Regions from separate parts of the Homo sapiens genome. Here region 1 is linked to region 2. A link is an interaction called in ENCODE POLR2A ChIA-PET data of the cell type or tissue named here. Cell type or tissue: MCF 10A. All regions are shown on one strand. Links, peaks and the distances in the headings refer to the core of each region. The heading gives the core; the rest is flanking DNA.

Region 1 (9,908 bases), core at 1,207-9,206, 73 kb before region 2:
TGCCCAAGGTCAGAGAGCTGTCAGCTGGATGGAAAATCCTTTCCAACCAAGGTGTTTTCTTTCTACTTCCTGTACTATAAGGTGGTAGGGGCGGGGGGAGTAGGAAATAAGCTAAATGGCTAAAAATAGGAAGGAAGTAAGGAAAACATTTGGTTTATGTCAAGCAGTTTATCATAACATGAAAAAATGCTTGCTATCTTAAGGGTTAAAAATAATGTGGAAATGTAGTGTAATAAGATAAGAATAAAACTAAATTAACCAAAGGTTAATTCTGGTCCCTTGGCCAAAAACTGTTATTATTTTAGCTTGGTTTTTAACCATGGTTGGAGGTTTTCTCTGGTGCAAAGAATTATAGGTATTTTTACCCTTATATTCTTCTGTATTTCCATTATAATCACATATTTCTTTCAGAATGATTAAAATATATATGGTTTACCATTTGACTTAGCCTATTGGTCCCCATCAAATTAACCAGAAAAAAAAAAACAGTAAATTAGATAATCCATCATCCCATTTTATGATATTCAGGACTTGGCAAATTTCTTTCAGTTGCTATTCTTAGCAGAGAATCCATTTTAACCTTCTGCTTCACACAGAGTCTCAGACACCCTCTTTACTCTCCATTTCCAAAGTACTAATACAGAGTGAGCTAGAGGATAGAGCAAACCCCCTATGGGATCTAAACATTGTCCTACCATAATAAAAAGCAGATCTTCCCACCACTTCTAGATGCAGATAAAAATTCTCCCTTCTCAGCTTCTATCTGCCCTCAACCAGGTGAAGATAAACAGAGGCCAGTCATAAATGAAGTTGCTAAATCTCCCAACTTAGTCTCTGAACCTCAGTACCAGCCAAGATGCCTTCTCCATTCTCTTTAACCTTCACCCAACCCCACCCTCTGTTCTAGGACAACAGGTGATCACCTAAGTTTTCAGAAATATTGCTTTTTAAAATAATTTTGAATGTCATCTACTGTTTTTATTTTTATTAACATAGCTAGAAACTTTGGAATATACAGAAAAGCAGAAGGAAGAAACTAAAAGTCATTCAAAATTTCACCATCCCAAAATGATCTCTTTTAGTGTTTTTTGCATATTTCCTGGCAGTCCTTCTATTATTTTTTGCACACACATAATATAGAAAACTGAGATCATATCATACATACTATTCATATACATTGTAAATTTTCCAGATCATTAAATATTATTCCATAGCACATTTAATGCCTGAATAATAATCATTTGGAAGTACAGTAATTTATCAAACCAATCTTTTAGGGTTGCACAATCAGGCTGTATTCCATTTTTCAACATGCCATACCACACTGCTGTCAACATCCTTGAACAGAAATCTTCACTCATATCAATGTTTTCCCTGATTTGCTATCAAAGTCAATATTTAATATGTTTAATTCCCCTGTCCCCCAGGTGTGGAAAAATGTACCCATTTTGTCTACAGAAATTCTACCTCTGATTAGGAAGTTTCTACCTACTTAGATGTGTCTATATAATGTATATCATGTATTAAGAAATATAGAATTAATGCTTATTACTTACAGTAGTTATGATCTATAATGTTGCCATGAAGACTGAATTAGTGAATACTGACCCATTGCTCCTAGGGGAAATACAAGATTATGTTCCCGCAAGCCTATGATCACAACGTTTTCATCACTCAATCAATGCATAACCTTGTATTATGTTTTTCTGTTTCAAACACTGTATTTAAAATATAATACTGATTCATTAACATTGAACTCAATCACCAACGGCACTATAATTCAGGCCTGGATAAAGCTTATCTGGCCAGGCACATTGTAATCCCAGCACTTTGGGAGGCCGAGGCGGGCAGATCACCAGGTCAGGAGATCAAGACCATCCTGGCTAACACGGTGAAACCCCGTCTCTACTAAAAATACAAAAAAAAAAAAAAATTAGCTGGGTGTGGTGGCAGATGCCTATAGTCCCAACTACTAGGGAGGCTGAGGCAGGAGAATGGTGTGAACCCAGGAGGTGGAACTTGCAGTGAGCCGAGATGGCACCACTGCACTCCAGCTTGGGTGACAGAGTGAAACTCCGTCTCAAAAAAAAAAGCTTATCTAACGTATGTCTTTTATGTCTTTTCTCCATAAGACACATTGCAGCCTTCCTGTTCTTTAGGAAATCAAACAGAACTTCAGCAGTATGCAGTGAGGCCATTTTAAACAGTGAAATCACCAACATAAAGCACAAATATTTGAAAACATGGCCTTAAATAGACCACAAAAAGGAAACTTGTTAACAGTAGAAGAACTGAAACAAGAAGGCACAGCATCACCCTGTTTGACCCCAGCTGGGAACACATCTATCAGATGACTCAAATGTTTTCTTGCTCTGTGCATGTCTGCAAATGACCATGAAAGCCACCTATACTGATTTTGGGGTTACAAAATCTGTCATATGAGGACCTAATGCCTAGAGTCATTGATGCCATGTTGTGTTTAAGAGGAGGCAATGAAGAAAATTGCAAAGATGCCAAGCTTGTATTCCGATATCAATGAGTTGTTTCATGTAATTTGGTACCAACTAGCTCCAGGCTTCATGTTAGATGAGATAATTAAATGTTCATTTATGGCTAAAGCAACTGCTGGTTGTGGTTTCTGTGACTTGCAACCCAAAGATATTCCTAATCAATGCCATTGGCTGACATCATCATGTTATTAGTAGAGTTGGGCTTGAATGTAAATCTATTTGGCTCCAAAGTCCCTCTTTCTTTTTTCCTTAATTTTTTATTATTTGAGAAAGGGTCTCACTCTGTTGCCCAGGCTGGAGTGCAGTGGCACAATCTTGGCTTACTGCAAATTCCATCCCCTGTCTCAAGAAACCCTCCCATCTCACCTTCCTGAGTAGCTGGGACTACAGGTACCCTTTTTTTTTTTTTAAGTAGAAACAAAATTTCACCATGTTTTCTAGGTTGGACTCAAACTCCTGAGCTCAAGCAATCCGCCCGCCTAGCTTCTCAAAGTGCTGAGATTATAGGCATGAGCCACCCCACTCAGCCACCCCAAAGTCCCTCTTTCTATTATATTGTGCTACCTTCCTTCCTCTTTAAACAGTCAGTGATCAATTCCCTTAAAATACTTTTAAGTTTTTTAAGGGGAGAGTCCAGGTCCTGTGTAATACCACCTTGTTTCTATAAGACCATTAAGATCATTTTTAATTTTTCTCTGGTCTTCCGGACTACTAAGCATATTACCTTATTTAGTACCATTATCAAATTTAGTTAATGCCATTTTTACTTTTCTCCACTTATTCATAATGATAGAGAACAGAATTGTCTCCAAGTCAACCTCAAAGAAATACCATTTGAGTTTGAACTTCCCTTCTCCCCATCCTTGCACCCCCAGCATGCCTCCCTCTGAGCTGTCTGTGCATCTGGCTAGCCCTAATACTAGTGATTCTTGCCACCCACTCTGCTGCAGCTGGCAAGGACCAGAGGGCCTGGATGCTCTCTTTTTGCTTCACGAACCTCTAAAGAGTACTCAGGCTGGAAACTGCTCCATCTATTCTACTAGTTGGCTTAATTTTACCAATCACCTAAAAAATCACATAGCAAGTTAAGAAGTTTTGCTGCTTATACAACCTGAATTCCTACAGTAAAAAGAATAAGGCTAGTACTAACTGCAGTAAGCTTTTAATATCCCATACAATATATCATCCTTCCTTAGGAAAGACTTGACTGCTAAGCAACATGATTATGATGTTATCACTTTCAGAAAAATTGGGGTAGAGAAGGCCCTCCAAAATGGTGTTTCATTCCAAATCAATAGGTTTCTTGATCCCAAACCACAGAAATGGACCTTGATAAACTTAAGCAAAAAAAGAAGTTCAGTAATAAGTCCTGGATAGCTCACAGAATAAAATATAGTATTGAACACTCAGAAGGATGGGAAGGGAACAGCTTTGGGAATCTTGGTAACTGGGACTAATCCATAGGCCCTGCTGGTCACTACCATTGGAATGACACAAAGCCACAAAGATCATTCATTCTAAGCAGATCACATGGAATAGGGAAAGAAGAGTTTCCCCAAGAAAAGTGGGACTCTTTTCAAAAGATAGAGGGAGGAATACTCAGTGCACTAGTGTGCGTGAGTGTGCACGTATGTGTGTTGTGAATGAAGAGAGGAAAAATCCATTGACTGAAACTCTTTATGTTGCAGGCCAAAAGGAATCACAGGAGCAGAATTTGCATCTAAATGAAGGCAACAAGGAGACCATAGAAAGGTGTTACTTCCCAGACTTTACCAGCTACTAGCTGTCATGAAACATCTAAAAAACTGTTTTGAAAGTTAGGAAGTTTTGTCATTTGGAGAGTGCTAGATGTCCTGGAGAATGGGAGATGAGGTTACATAAAACTGAAATGTGCCTAGAATACTGACTACAATCAGCTTGAAATTTCCCCAAGGAAGCCCATGAGCTGTAAGCGTCTACAGATCTGGTACTGACATGCACAATTTGGCCATGCCCAGCCTGGCAGGCATCAGGGCAGCCTCAGAACCTACTCCCTAGTACCCTCTGATGACTACCTCCAGCAAAATGCACTTGACTCACCGTCTTCTGCACTGGGGAGCTCAAATTATCTCTGTGGGGGAGGTGGAGGCCTTGCCAGACTATCCACATTGCTTAACTTCTTAGTCAGTGCTGGAGAGGTTTTATGTTACAAAGGGTAATGAAACTTAGCCTGAGGGCCCAGAATGGTACTACAGTGTACATTTTGTCATTGGGTAGCTTCTTTAGCTTTGTATAATCAGAATTTTCCCCTTTCCTTTATGTAACTGTTTAAAGCAGAAATCAGAGTCCCTGGCTCCTAAGTTAATGGCAAGGAGGGGAAATGGAGGCAGTGAGGAACACTACCTGTGGCAGTAGTCATTGTCGTCACTTCCTGCCCCTGTCACCAACATTTCTGCAAGTGGCACAACCATCTGTCCATTCAAGACTGGCTATATCATTTGTACAAACCAGCGCAACATGAAAATGTGGCACTTCTTATTCAAAACTTATCATGAATTTCAAGACTGCAACAGCAGAGCGTAAAACCAACTGTGGACCACCCTGAGTTCAAGACCTAAGTAAATGCTTAGGTTGCATTCCCATGAAGCCAGCCCTGTGGCCATTACTCCCAGCCCACTCTTAAATTTCCAGCATTTAAACTATTTATGGAGCCTAAGAGTTATTCTTTTCTCTCTTCCCGATCTCTCCCAGGGCTGTGTCTATTCACAAGTTTCATATGGAGGTATCAAAGTAAAGAGAATGTAGTAGAGAGAAGAAAATACTTCTGTTAGTCAGGGTTCTCCAGAGAAACAGAACCAACAGGATGTACATGTATAAAGAGTTATACTATAAGTCATTGGTTCATATGGGTATGGAGACTGAGAACTCCCACAATCTACAGTCAACAAGTTGTAAACCCAGGAGAGCCAATGGTATTATTTTGGCTCAAGTCTAAAGGCTTGAGAACCAAGAGAGCTAGTGGTACAAATTCCAGTCCAAGTCCTAGTCCAATAACTGTGTCTAGACTGAAGGCAAGAGAAGATCAATGTCCCAGCTCAAAGACAGGCAAGGAGAGCAAAGTCTTCCTTACTCCATCTTTTTGTTCTATTCAAGCCTCCAATGGGTGGGATGAGGTCCACCCATCCTGGGGAAGGCAATCTGCTTCCCTCAGTCTACTGATTCAAATGTTACCCTCATCCAGAAACACCCTCACAGACACACATCCAGAATAACATTTAATTAAGTACCTGGGCATCCCCTTACCCAGTCACGTTGATACATAATACTAACCATCAGAATGCTTTTCTCTCTTTCCTCTGCCCATCACTAGAATTCCCATGGTCGTTTTATTCCCTCCAATAGAAGATGAAAACTAGGCCTGGCTTTCAAGATAACAAAGAAGCCTAGGAATAAAATCTGCCTATGCACACTTGCCTCCAGCCTGTCCTCCTTACTCGGAAGTTGGCAGGTTGATTCATGGTCTATACTCCACTAGAAACTTCCTTCTATTCTGTGCTGGGCATCAACCCCTCATGATTCAGAGTTGTGTTTTCTTGGCTTCCCTGAGCCTAACTACTTGGTACAGCTAATCCAGCAGAAAATCTCAGTAGACCATTCTACACTTCTTCACACCCATTGCGTAACTATTTCCATAGAAACTTCCTGATAACAAAACTAAACTATTTTTTCTTTTTTTGGTCATTTCATCCATTTGTGATACTGGGGCTAGAGCTAACAAGTCAAACAGGAGGAGCCATGATAGGTCACTGGAGACATTTGGGAGCACACAGGGAGTCAGGACTTGCCTGTACTTGCTAGAGGGGTAGGGTTGCTTCCACTAAGATATCTTGGCTGCATCTGCTTGGTGGGGAGGAAAGAGTTTGGTTTTGGAGTAACCCCTGCCTAAATCATTGCTAACTCACTCTGTGGCTTTGGACACTTTCCTTAGTACTTCTATCTGGGCCTCAGTTTCATCATCTGCAAAATAGGGAGGCTGGTATCTATGCTCTGAAATTGCTTTGAAGATCATAGATAAATGTGTGAAACACCTGGCATGTAATAGAGCCTAAGGAAATAGTTACAGTCCATCTCCTTGTTCTACAACTAGATCTTGCTGATTCATTCTAAAGAACAGGAGAGAAATGAGATGAGCACATACCCTCAGGGAGGCATTGAACAGACCAGATGTGTCTTCCACCTTCAAAAGAGAATGCATGGGCTTAGTTAGCCTCTTGCTTTCTTTTCCCCAAATTACTTCCTCCTGGTTTCCTGCAGCTCATACCACTCTGGGCAATCACTGAACCTTACTGACAGTGTGCTCTCGTCCCTCACTCCTTCCAGGGCAAACATGTCAACACTTTGTGCTCAGAAACAGAGTTTGGGGGCGCTACTGACATGGCCAAATTTCACAAAGAAGCACTTGGCTTTGGTTCACGTTTGGCAATCAGAGAGTAGCTGGGGATGTTTAGCTGAGATATATGATTCAGGCAAAAAAAAAAAAAAAAAAAATCCCCTTTCCCCTTTCTCCATTTGCAGAACACCATCCACAATTGCTTAATAATTATATGCATGGGCCAATATCATTCTGCCCCAGACCTCCATACTGGAGGTCACAAGTCTTGGGGGCAACTAAGATTTATTTCCCATACCCCATATATAAAGGTTAAGAAGGCAATCCCTCTGGGTTCAAAGGCTCCTCTGGGGTCACTTGAGGTGTCCATCTGGCTATATTTAATAAGAAAATAAAACTTGCCTCCTTTCTGTTACCAGGCCCAAGACTGTGTCCTACTGACGCTTCCCTGGCTTCCCTTACTCAATCCTTCAGGCCTCGTGCTCTGCAGTGGTCGGCCTGCATGGCTCCCCACTGCATTTCAACCTCAGGCTGACCAAGGACCTCCTGTGCAGGGTGCATCTGCAGCAGAGTTGGCAGAAGCTTTCTGTAAAGGGCCACATAATTAATATTTTAGGCTTTATGACCCAAGAGGCAAGGCCAAAGATACCATTTGTGTATTAACATAACACTTTAGGCTGGGCATGGTGGTTCACAGCTGCAATCCCAGTACTTTGGGAGTCCAAGGCAGGCAGATCACTTGAGGTCAAGAGTTCAAGACCAGCCTGGCCACCATGGTGAAAACCCATCTCTACTAAAAATACAAAATCAGCCAGGCATGGTGGCAAGCACCTGTAATCCCAGCTACTCGGGGGGCTGAGGCAGGAGAATCGCTTGAACCAGGGAGGTAGAGGTTGCAGTGAGCCAAGATTGCACCACTACACTCCAGCCTGGGCAATAAGAGTGAAACGTCATCTCAAAAATAAATAAATAATAATATAACACTTTAAAATGTATTTTTGGCCCGGCGTGGTGGCTCACACCTGTAATCTCAGCACACTGGGAGGCCGGAGCAAGTGGATTGCTTGAGCTCAGGAGTTTGAGACCAACCTGGGCAACGTGGTGAAACCCTATCTCTACTAAAAATACATAAATTAGCCAGGCATGGTGATGCACACCTGTAGTCCCAGCTACTCGGGAGGCTAAGGTAAAAGGATTGCTTGAGCCCAGGAGGTCAAGGCTGCAATGAGCCAAGATTGTGCCACTGCACTCCAGCCTGAGAAACAGAGTGAGACCCCGTCTTAGAAAAAAAAAAAAAAGGGATTTTGTTTCTATTTTTAATGATTTTTAATTTTTATTTGCAGAGGTTCTATTTGGCTGTTCATTTTCAGTAGTCTCTTATTTTTTGCTCATCCATTTGATAGCATCTCTTCTGTGTTAAGCATATCTAACATGCTTAAATTTATTTCATAATTAATAATCAAGTATTTAAAGTGTTTGTCAGCCTACATCTGCTGTTTGTTGTATTTTGCTACTTCTTTTTCATGGTACCTTGTTTTCCCGAGTGTATTATGATTCTTTCCTTCAATTGCGAGCTGCAGTTCAATAGAATTTTATATCTGGAAATCTTTTATTTTTTATTTTTGTGAGTACCTAGTAAGTGTATATATTTATGGGGTACATGAGATATTTTGATATAGGCATATAATGATGTGTAATAATCACATCAGTGAAAATAGGGTCTCTATCCTCTCAAGCATTTATCTTTTGTGTTACAAACAATGCAGTTACACTCTTTTAGTTATTTTTAAATGTACAGTTAAATTGTTATTGACTATAGTCACCCTATTGTGGTATCAAATACCAGATATTATTCATTATGTCTAAGATGTGGGAATCTCTGAGGCCTGTGATAACAGTGGTTCCTTCAGTGAGGATTTGTGCTTGTTTCTAGACTTGAGAGTACTCCCAACTCTGAGCCACATTAAAACACATTTTCATCTAGGATTTTTCAAACTGTACTTATATTATAAATTTGGTTACAAGCCTGCATAAAGCTAATCTATAGTTATACATTCTCAGATGTTTCCCTACCATCAGAGTGAACAGGCAACCTACAGAATGGGAGAAAATTTTTGCACTCTACCCATCTGACAAAGGGCTAATATCCAGAATCTACAAAGAACTTAAACAAATTTACAAGAAAAAATCAAACAACCACAAAAAGTGGGCAAAGGATATGAAAAGACACTTCTCAAAGGAAGACATTTATGCAGCCAAAAGACACATGAAAAAATGCTCATCATCACTGGTCATCAAAGAAATGCAAATCAAAACCACAATGAGATACCATCTCACACCATTTAGAATGGCGATCATTAAAAAGTCAGGAAACAACAGGTGCTGGAGAGGATGTGGAGAAATAGGAAAGCTTTTACACTGTTGGTGGGACTGTAAACTAGTTCAACCATTGTGGAAGACAGTGTGGCGATTCCTCAAGGATCTAGAACTAGAAATACCATTTGACCCAGCAATCCCATTACTGGGTATATACCCAAAGGATTATAAATCATGCTACTATAAAGACACATGCACACATACGTTTATTGCGGCACTATTCACAAGAGCAAAGAATTGGAACCAAGCCAAATGTCCATCAATGATAGACTGGATTAAGAAAATGTGGCACATATACACCATGGAATACTATGCAGCCATAAAAAAGGATGAGTTCATGTCCTTTGCAGGGACATGGATCAAGCTGGAAACCATCATTCTCAGCAAACTATCACAAGGACAGAAAACCAAACACCGCATGTTCTCATTCATAGGTGGGAATTGAACAATGAGAACACTTGGACACAGTGTGGGGAACATCACACACTAGGGCCTGTTGTGGGATGGGGGAGGGGGGAGGGATATCATTAGGAGAAATACCTAATGTAAATGACAAGTTAATGGGTGCAGCAAACCAACACGGCACATGTATACGTATGTAACAAACCTGCATGTTGTGCACATGTACCCTAGAACTTAAAGTATAATTTTAA
Region 2 (9,908 bases), core at 1,220-9,219:
TTACGTGGGATAGTTATATAAGGCACAAAGCAAACACAACTGCTTCTTTTACAAATTTTAAGGCCTGAGAAATTCTTGCAACTGATTGCAGATTGTGAAGATAACTGATTACTGCACATGTCTAATGTTCCAACAGCGTTTTTCCTCTGAACCACCACCCACACCCTGCTGCTGCTTCCAGGGCAAGTTTCAGACTTGGGAAACATGCACACCTAGCAGTCCCTTTCTGACCTACAGACAAATGTTACGTATATGCTTGTAAAATGTTAATTCCATAGGCCCTGGCGCATGCCCCTCCTCCTTGAAAATGCACATGGCCATTCACGCCAACACACTTTTTTAATTCACTCAGTTAGACTAAGAACACTTGTCTACATCCTGGTTCTCAGGGACAATACCTTGGAAGACATGGTCAGTCAATATAGTACACTGTTCTTGCTTAAAAGGAAATTTCCACCCACAAATCACATGCCAATGAGCAAAAAGTCCACTCACCTGTTTCCTAAATTCATTTGAAAACTTGAAATGTTTAATTTCCCCCCCCGATTTCACCAAAAGGTCCTATTAGTAAAACTTAAGCACATGATTTCCGACATAATTGGAAAGACAGAATGCTGAACTGATGCTCTCCTGTAATTAACAATGAGTCAGGTGAATATGAAAATGCCCCTACAAATGCTATTAGCATCACAGCAGAGCTAACAAGCATCACTAAAGCCAGAGACCATTTAAAAATCATCTTTCCAGAAAATCTACTCAGTTACTAACTATAAGTATCTCTCACTTTGTGCAACCGTAGCTGGTTGCATTTTGACTTCATCTAAAGTTGTTTTCACTTTTTCCCAAAAGAAAAAAAAATGCTCATAGAAATTTCTTTCCGTGCTTTACCATAATATATACAATATCCATCAAAGCCGGTTTGCAGTACTGCTACCGTACTAGGCATTGTGTTACTTCTGCTTTCTAATCAGAACAGTGAGTCATCGGAATATGTGAAATAAATTAATTCCTTGTTTTATTAATTCTGAAAGTTTATGGTTCAGTATTCTGAGTTTATAGCCAATGAAGAACACCTACAATAAGATTTAGATACTAAAGAGAAAACAAATACTCTAAACAAGAAAGCCATATTTCCAGAGAAGAGGATCCTCTTATAAAAACTTTGAGCATAAACTTACCAAGATACTTATAAAATAAAATAATTTATTTCCTAAGGTTCTTTGAGTTTTCCAAATTCTCTGTAAAGATATATTAGGCTGGGCACGGTGACTCACACCTATTTTTTTTTGTTCCATTTAATATTTTATACATACATCCTCCCATTTCAGTTGACCATAACCAGTTGACCTATAATACTAGCACTTTGGGAGGCCAAGGTGGGTGGGTCACTTGAGGTCAGGAGTTCAAGACAAGCCTGGGCAACATGGTGAAACCCTGTCTCCACTAAAAATACAAAAATGAGCCAGGCGTGGTGGCAGGCGCCTGTAATCCCAACTACTTGGGAGTCTGAGGCAGGAGAATCGCTTGAACCAGGGAGGTGGAGGTTGCAGTGAGCCAAGATCGTGCCACTGCCCTCCAGCCTGGACGACGGAGTGAGACTCTGTCTCAAAAAAAAAGAAAGAAAAAAAGATATATTAACTTTGACAGCTAGAAAATCAATAAATGTTGTTTTTAAAAGCAGTCACTACCGATAAGTATATTTTCCTTCTGCTACCTTGAAAATGTTGTGGCTGTAGCAGCTCTTATTTATATAGGTAGCCAAGAAACAGGGTAACAGGAAGATTATCAATGTGGCTGAGCTCCTCTCTATACTTTTGTGAAATGTTTGTGGACACGGCATTCATACATGCCCCAGCTTATTTCAATAAGGCAGATATTAAGAAAACGTGGCCTGTAAAGGCAATGTATCTGTCACTTATTTGAAGCTCCTTTGGAGAAACTTGAAAACTACAGTTCTTTTTGCCTACTGCCATGACATAATCCTAACTTGGAAGACTCATGTGAGAAATGAGGTGGGGACAGTAAATAGACCAAAATGGTAGGGGGCTCCCAAAGCAGCCCAAAAGAGAACAATTCTATTTTGTGAACTTCAAGAGCATGGCATTTCTTTCAGCCAAACAAGTTCCAAATGTCCTTCTGATTAGTTTCCATGCAAACACACTTAGTCCTTCCAGATACTTATTAGTCCAAACTGATAAGGGAAGAAAGATAAATGGTTCAACTCACTCAAGGCTGAGTCACACCTAAAGCTCTGCTGCTGACAATTTTCCTTTCCGAGCACCTCTACCACTGAGTACAAGGAACCATCCAAATGGATTAGGTAAACAGACTACTGCTTTGGGAATCTGAACATCTCTGGGCTACTGAGTTTGGTAGCAGTGTTTATGAGAATAATGATTTAACTTGTATCTGGATTGTACCACAATGAACCATGACTGTCATCATTGCCTTTCCCCATTTCCAGCTGTGTCCTTGCCAACCCTACATTCCTGCACCAAGCAGACTTCTAAAAAACTGAAGTACCCACTCTGGATGCTTAACCAAATCAAAATGGGAAACTGAGGCTGGGCGCAGTGGCTTACACCTGTAATCCCAACACTTTGGGAGGCCAAATGGGCAGATCACTGTAGGTCAGGAGTTCAAGACCAGCCTGGTCAACATAGCGAAACCCTGTCTCTACTAAAACTACAAAAATTAGCCGGGCATGGTGGCACATGCCTGTAATCCCAGCTGCTCAGGAGGCTGAGGCAGGAGGATTGCTTGAACTGGGGAGGCGGAGGTTGCAGTGAGGCGAGATCACGCCCCTGCACTCCAGCCTGGGCAACAGAGCAAGACTCCATCTCAAAAAAAAAAAAAAAAAAAAAAAAAGGAAACTGAAGCCCAAAAATAATTCTCCACTTCTAATATCAAACTGAAAAATCACTTCCCTGTTGACTGACCTTTCCTGAGATGACACACTGGTGGAGGTTGCAGTATTCCCCTAGCCCCGGGGATGGCAGAGCCATGGATGGTAAAGGAAAATCCTTCCAAATTTTATTCATGACAAGGGTGGTAGATAAATGAAATAAGATTTCGAGGCAGCAAGATCTGGCAGCATTCTTGGGTAGACTCTGAGAGCAGGAATAGGCGAGAACTCCAGCCTCAACTGCCATCTGTGTGGCATGTACTTCATGTTCCCCATAGTCAGCTCCTAAAAATCAAAGTCATGAAAATCCTGGAAAAAGCATTGCAAGAAAAGAGAGAAGACATAACACTAACTAGCTGTGTGGCACTAGGAAAACCACTTCCCTCATCAGACCTGTGGTCTCACTTCTAACCTAAATAGGTTAGACCAGGTCACTTCTGTGTTCCTTTCATTCAAATTATGTCTTATTTATTGCTTGTCTTACTGTTGCTATTTCATTCTCCTCATGCCCTAATCCCCCACTCCAATTCTCTTTCCCCTTCCAAGTTACCCCCACCTGAACTACCTGCTCAACGAAAGTTTACCACAAAGTTATTTTCAATTACTACCCAATTACAATCTCCCTGTGGTTGCACAATCTGTTTTCATAAAACTAATTAATGACTTTGATGCATCAGCGACCCCCTGAAATGAAGCATTAATTGCCCAGCCTGGATGCTCTTTGCCAGCCTGCTAAAATGGTTCCATTTAACCCCTTGGCTCCTGACACTACCCAGTTCAATACCACCAGGCCCCTTTTCCCTAATATAACTAGATATGCCTGATAGTCCCCAGCAGAAAGCTCCTTACAGTAAAGTCGCTGTTTTGATTTAATTTTCCCTCCAGACCTCATTCAACACTTAGAAAGAAGGAAGAGTTCTATGTTACATTTGTGAAAATCTCTCACTTTAATAATGGTTTTTAAAAGCCCATTTGCTAAATCTAACTGAAACTTACTGCTTTTCCATATGAGGTAACAAAAAGAGACCTGAAGAAATAAGCCATTGCCAATACTGTGCTAGGTGATTCAGCAGAAAATATCTGTGATTCGTTTGCTGCTAAGGAAGTTGTATCAGCCCCATTTTACAGATGAGGAAACTGAGGCTCTAAGAGGTAATAACTTGCCCCAAGCCATAGAACCAGGATTCAAGACCAGGTCTGTCTAGTTTCAAAGTTACCCTCTTTGCTGCCATGTCACTTCCCTGTCTGGACCCCACAGCATTTAGAGAAAATTGACAAACCCTGTAAACTGATTACAAGCGATCACATGACCACAGGGCATTGCCCGAGCCCCTCCGCTAGAGTGAAGTGGGTAGAGGTTGAGATCTGCAAGTACCTGGGACTCAATGGCAGACTTACACTCCAGCTGGATGACTGCGCTAAGATAAATATGAGAGATTCTGTGAATACCAGATACCTCAACTGTAGCCAATAACTTTGTTTTCTATTGAAAATATTTCAGATCCCAACAGACAAGTGGCTGGTTAAAAAAACAAACAAACAAATTCAATTTCTACTAAAGGTTTATCTCAAAGGAATTCTAGTCGCGAATAAATATAAAATTACAACTATTTAAGAATTATGATATTATCTCAAGCCTGTTTCCCCTGCTCTCCCAGCTGCCCACATAATCAAAATCAAATTAGATTTCAAGACCTTCTATAGGCCTATACAGGCATATAAGATGGGCTCTGGGAGGAAAAAAAGGCATATTTTCTTTGCCAGAAAAGTATTTCTTGATATCTGAATCTATGTGGTCTTTAGAGAAGAGGAATTCAGATAATAAGAAATGCTTTCTTATTCAAATCTATGTGGTTCCAGGATTTCAGATATAAATAAGGGTTCATATAATGAGGTTACCAGCCTCATCACAAAACAATTTATCTGAATCTATTCAATTCCTAAGTTCGGACACTGTAAAATACTTGTATATAATGATTTCTCCCTTAAAAAATAAAAACAAATACATCACCCTAAAAAAAAAGTTTCAGATGATGAGAGACAATGATTTTAAAATTATTCTTCTGAGTGTGAATTCTTGTTCAATTCAATCCAGAGTAAGGGGTCTTGGCAAGCAGAACCCAAATGTACCCAATTTTTTTTTTGCAAACAAAAATCTTAAGAGGCAAATGGAAAAATGCTGATTTCTAAATGCTTGAAAGAAGGATTATCAGTTATAAGAAATTTAGAGAAAGTCTTCGAAATGGGAATATGGACTGGAAACGTATACATACATAGATAAAGCAAATATGCCAAAATGTGAATAACAATTGAATCTAGATGGTAGATTTATTATTTGTTGTAATGTGCTTCCAAATTTTCTTTGCTTCGTAAGTCTTCTCTTAAAACATTATTTTAAAAAATTAAAGAGAAGGGCCAAGAGTCAAGTAACTTTAAGAGAAAAATTCCCCAAACTTTTCCTGGGCTTCTAATTGTTGAGTTAAAACCTCTTGTTTTCTTTCCTTCTTTCTTCTTCTCCTGCACAGCCCAGACTTTAGTACATGAAGCAAGGAGGTGCTTCCATTGCATAAGTAGGGAACAGCACCAACACTTAAATCTAAATTGTCAATTGCCAAGTGGACAGCGAGGGCCATCTGCTGTCTAGAGCTCCCTGGGATCACTGGATGTCATGGGATGGAAGAAAGAACAGGAGCACAACACCAAGATGTTCTGCTCAGCTTCCTTGGGAACCCCCAAGCCAGACCACAGAGATGGCATAGGTGAGTGAACCTTAAGCTGGGAGCCAATGCAGAGCCTGCAGAACAAACTCACCCACCATCAGGGGAATCTCAGGATTAACCTGGCCAAAAAAATGCCAAAACCACTGGGGAATTATTTTAAAAAACACTCCCACTCACCCCAGATCTGTTCAAGCACAGAATAATGAAAAGGTTTTGTTTCAACTGCAACCTTACTTAAGGCCTATGAAGTTAGACTAGGTTAGCTGGTCACGGTGGGTTTCTCGCTTAAATACCCCAAACTCAAATCAAGGTAGTTGGCTATAATTTTCTGTATATACCTCGTCTTAGAATTCTCATCATTTCTAAGAGTTAATTTCAAAATTGAGCCCCAAAGTCTATAAATCCACCCCCATTTAAGTCAAAGTGTCAATAGCCAATCCTTGCCCTAAGCAAGAGAGCTGTGCCTTTCCTGTATGTACAGGAGAAAAGCCACAACAAATAGTGCTGCACAAAGCTGCCAAAGCTGGTAAGAACCAGCTGGCTCCGGAGGGAGGGAAAAGGGGGGGCAGCCCCGCCCCGCTACCGGCACGGGTGTCTGCAGGCTGTCCAGGCTGCTGACATCAACGGTAGTGGTGTTGCAGCCCTGAGCTGACTCACTGATTAGCTTTCTCAAAAAGAGGAAGTGAGGACAGTGAATAAGTGGGTTCTCTTGGTTCAGAGCTGGAGCCCACTCACGTTTGAAAATATTGCCAAGACTTTTAAGAGCTCAGCACCATCGGAACATGAGGAGATCATGCTCCATTGGAAATTCCTTAGGTTTCCCTAAACTTCTATTGGAAAATCTTTCCCACAAAAAAGCCTTTCGATAATTCTATCCATGAGAAAAAGTTTCGCAAACCTTTTTAAAGCTTGCCATAAGACACTGTGGAGGATGGAAAGTAATTTCGTAGGAAACTCAAGACCTTGAAGTAAGAAGGCTTAAGTTCATCTTTATGACTCGGGCTTTTTGAACTCATCAAATCTGATTAAATTAGCATTGCATAATAAGTCCATTAATTAGATTCATGCCATTAGAATTACAATGCATATGGTCTACAAGTCTAAGTTAACCTTTGACCTTAACCTCTGACTTCCAAGTCTCGGCAACTCAGTTTCCCTCCGTGGTGGTAACTACTGTTACCAAGTCACAATATACTCTTCCAGAGATAGAGACAGTCTATACTTATACCAATAAATAAGTATATATGTTCTCCACCCCCCTTATTTTTTAAAACAATTTTTAACATCTATGTATATACTGTGTGTGTGTGTATATATATGTATATATTTTTGCAATATGGTGGCACAATGTACATACTGTTGTTTTTTTGGTTTTGTTTTTTTCGTGTCTCCCAGGCTGGAGTGCAGTGGTGCAATCTCGGCTCACTGCAGCCTCCATATCCTGTATTCAATTGATTTTCGTGCCTTAGCCTCCTGACTAGCTGGGATTACAGGCATGCACCACCAGGCCCAGATGATTTTTGTAGTTTTAGTAGAGATGGGGTTTCACCATGTTGGCCAGGCTGTTCTCAAACTCCTAACTTCAAGTGATCTGCCCACCTTGGCCTCCCAAAGTGCTGAGATTATAGGTGTGAGCCACTGTGCCCCATCCTACATACTATTCTTCACCTGGCCTTTTTTCGTTTAACCCTTCTTGAGGTTAGCACATGAAGAGCTGACTCACTTCTTCTGACAAGTGCATGCTGTTCCATTGTACAGATGTTCAATAACTTAGATAACCAGTCCTCTAGTGAAGGGCATTTGTAGATCTCCTCACTCTTTTGCTATTACACATGACACTACAATGAATATATGTGTACTTGCATCATTCTGAATGCATGTGAACATGTGTAAGATATCTTCCTAGATGTGGAATTATAGGTCTCCATGCCAGCCTGAGAGGTTAAAAATCTGCATGTTTAAAAAGTCTTCAGGCTGGGCGCGGTGGCTCACACCTGTAATCCCAGCACTTCGGGAGGCCGAGGCGGGCGGATCACAAGGTCAGGAGATAGAGACCATCCTGGCTAACACGGTGAAACCCCATCTCTACTAAAAAATACAAAAAAAATTAGCCAGGCGTGGTGGCGGGGACCTGTATTCCCAGCTACTCGGGAGGCAGAGGCAGGAGAATGGCGTGAACCCGGGAGGGGGAGCTTGCAGTGACCCGAGATGGCGCCACTGCACGCCAGCCTGGGCGACACAGCAAGACTCCGTCTCAAAAAAAAAAAAAAAAAAAAGGCTTCAGTATTTCCTTCTCTGTGAACTGTCTTGTTCACAAGACTGCACATTTTTTTTCTTAATTTGTAAAAACTCCTTATTTTTCAAGAAACTGAACCCTATGTTTCAAACAATTTCAACCTGTGATTATTTTGTCTTTTGATTTGTATACGGTGTTTTCTGGCTTGTGTATTTATTGTTAAGTAGTTGCATTGTTCTTGTACGGCTTCTGTGCTTTATGTTATTCTCTACTGTTGTGATTATAAAAACAAAACATTTCCCCCAAGTTTTTTTTCTAGTACTTTTTTGGTGATAAGTCATTTTAGTTGTTGGGCATTTAATTTCAGCCTGTCCTGTGAAAGTCCAACTGTAGATCGATCAAAGTTTCCTCTGTGGCAATTGTTTATTAAAAAACCAGGAATGACATTAGTCTCTCCCAAGGAAATGGTGAAAAATAAGTGATGAAAACCTCGAAATTAACTGATATAAAATAAAACCTACTGCTGACCATGATGCAATTCCTCATCAGCAAGTGTACCTGTTATTGACACTTGGGTTATAACAGAATAAGGGACACTTTCACAAACACAGAGTGGAGAAGCTAGGCCAAAGCTGGAAGCTATTCAACTTTATCCAAATCGGTGTTTTGCCTTTAAAAAGAAAAAGTGAAAATGTGCTCTCCTGCACTGGTAATTGATGGAGAAAATAAGCTTCTTTTCACAGTATTGATTCTGATTTCCTCCCAATGCACTTTTTGAGAAAGCCAGGAAGGGTGTAGATTAAAGGGGTGGGAAATGTCATCCACTAACAGACCCAGCCTTTTCTGAATGGTGAGACACTCTGTCTCAGAAAAAAATTAAAGCCCACTTCCATCCCTCTGTATAGCAGCTTCACAGAATATATTCTCAAGTCTGGCTCACATATCTATCCCTCCTATAAAACTGTCAGCATCCTAAGGGATGATTCTGCTTTGTGTTTTGTTTTGTTTCATTTAGTATCTCAGTGCCTGGTACAGGGCTCAATACATAATGGGTGCTCTGATAATCTATTAAATAAATTGTCTGTGTTGAATTATCTCAACCTTAAAGGCAATACTAAGAAGAAGTGTGTGTGTGTGTGTGTGTGTGTGTGTGTTTGTGTGTGTGTGTGTGTGTGTTGGGCAGGGAGTGTATATTAATATAAAGACCCCAAGAATCTGTTTCCTAGACTTTTCTCCTTACGATCTGCATACAGCAAGCTCAACTACTATATTTATTAAAATTCTATGATGCATATTTTTTTCACATTTTAACATCTCTGAAATAGAGGTGTCTCTTACAATTATAATTAACAGTATTTTCTTTCTCAGTAATACATAATGACAATGGTATATCTTACAATTGACATGGGATTCAATGAAATATAGTAATATATCTGTATTAGTCAGTTTTCATACTGCTATAAAGAAATACCTGAAGTTGGATAATTTATAAAGAAATGAGGTTTCATATGCTCACGGTTCTGCAAGCTGTATAGGAAGCATGACTGGGGAGGCTTCAGGAAACTTATAATCATGGCAGAAGGCAAAGGGGAAGCAGGCATGTCTTACATGGTCAGAGCAGTGGTGATAGGGGGAGGTGCCACATGCTTTCACACAATCAGATCTCGTGAGAACTCTATTGCAAGAACAGTGCCAAAGCAGGAAATCTGCCCACATGATCCAGTCACCTCCCACCAGGCCCCACCTCCAACATTGGGAATTACAATTCAACATGAGGTTTGGGCAGGGACACAGACCCAAACCATATCACTATCTTAATGAGAATATACCCACCTATACTTCTCAGGACCATGAAGCTTGCTAAATAAACCAGCTATAGAGCACCCAGACAGTGTTTGGGACACAACAGATATTTAGCAAATGCTGATTTCAACTTAATGTGCATTTACTGAAAACATAATGCATTTGCTGTCAAGTCAAAAAAAGGACAATGTAGAATTCAAATTCCAACACAGAAAATAGTTGCTAAGATTTACTGAGCCCCCTG

The links. Peaks named below come from ENCODE experiments on the same cell type or tissue, not always from the same donor. Only the 100,000 strongest peaks of a DNase experiment are listed, where the experiment ranks them.
Region 1: POLR2A ChIA-PET joins it to region 2 with 29 read pairs; 4 of 35 experiments call an interaction of 5 or more read pairs at or near these places.

The regions. Positions count from the first base shown.
Region 1 is chr6:47,163,785-47,173,692 of GRCh38, forward strand. No RefSeq gene overlaps it. Among named protein-coding and RNA genes, the nearest start is that of ADGRF1, 130 kb to the left of the region's middle. In MCF 10A, for the core only: no CTCF peak of the experiment used is centred there; DNase peaks (open chromatin) are centred at 4,627, 6,207 and 6,667.
Region 2 is chr6:47,236,443-47,246,350 of GRCh38, forward strand. All of the region lies in intron 4 of TNFRSF21 (TNF receptor superfamily member 21), which reads right to left. Among named protein-coding and RNA genes, the nearest start is that of TNFRSF21, 69 kb to the right of the region's middle. RefSeq lists enhancers at 6,019-6,148, 6,369-6,598. In MCF 10A, for the core only: a CTCF peak has its summit at 5,517 (motif pointing left); a DNase peak (open chromatin) is centred at 6,209.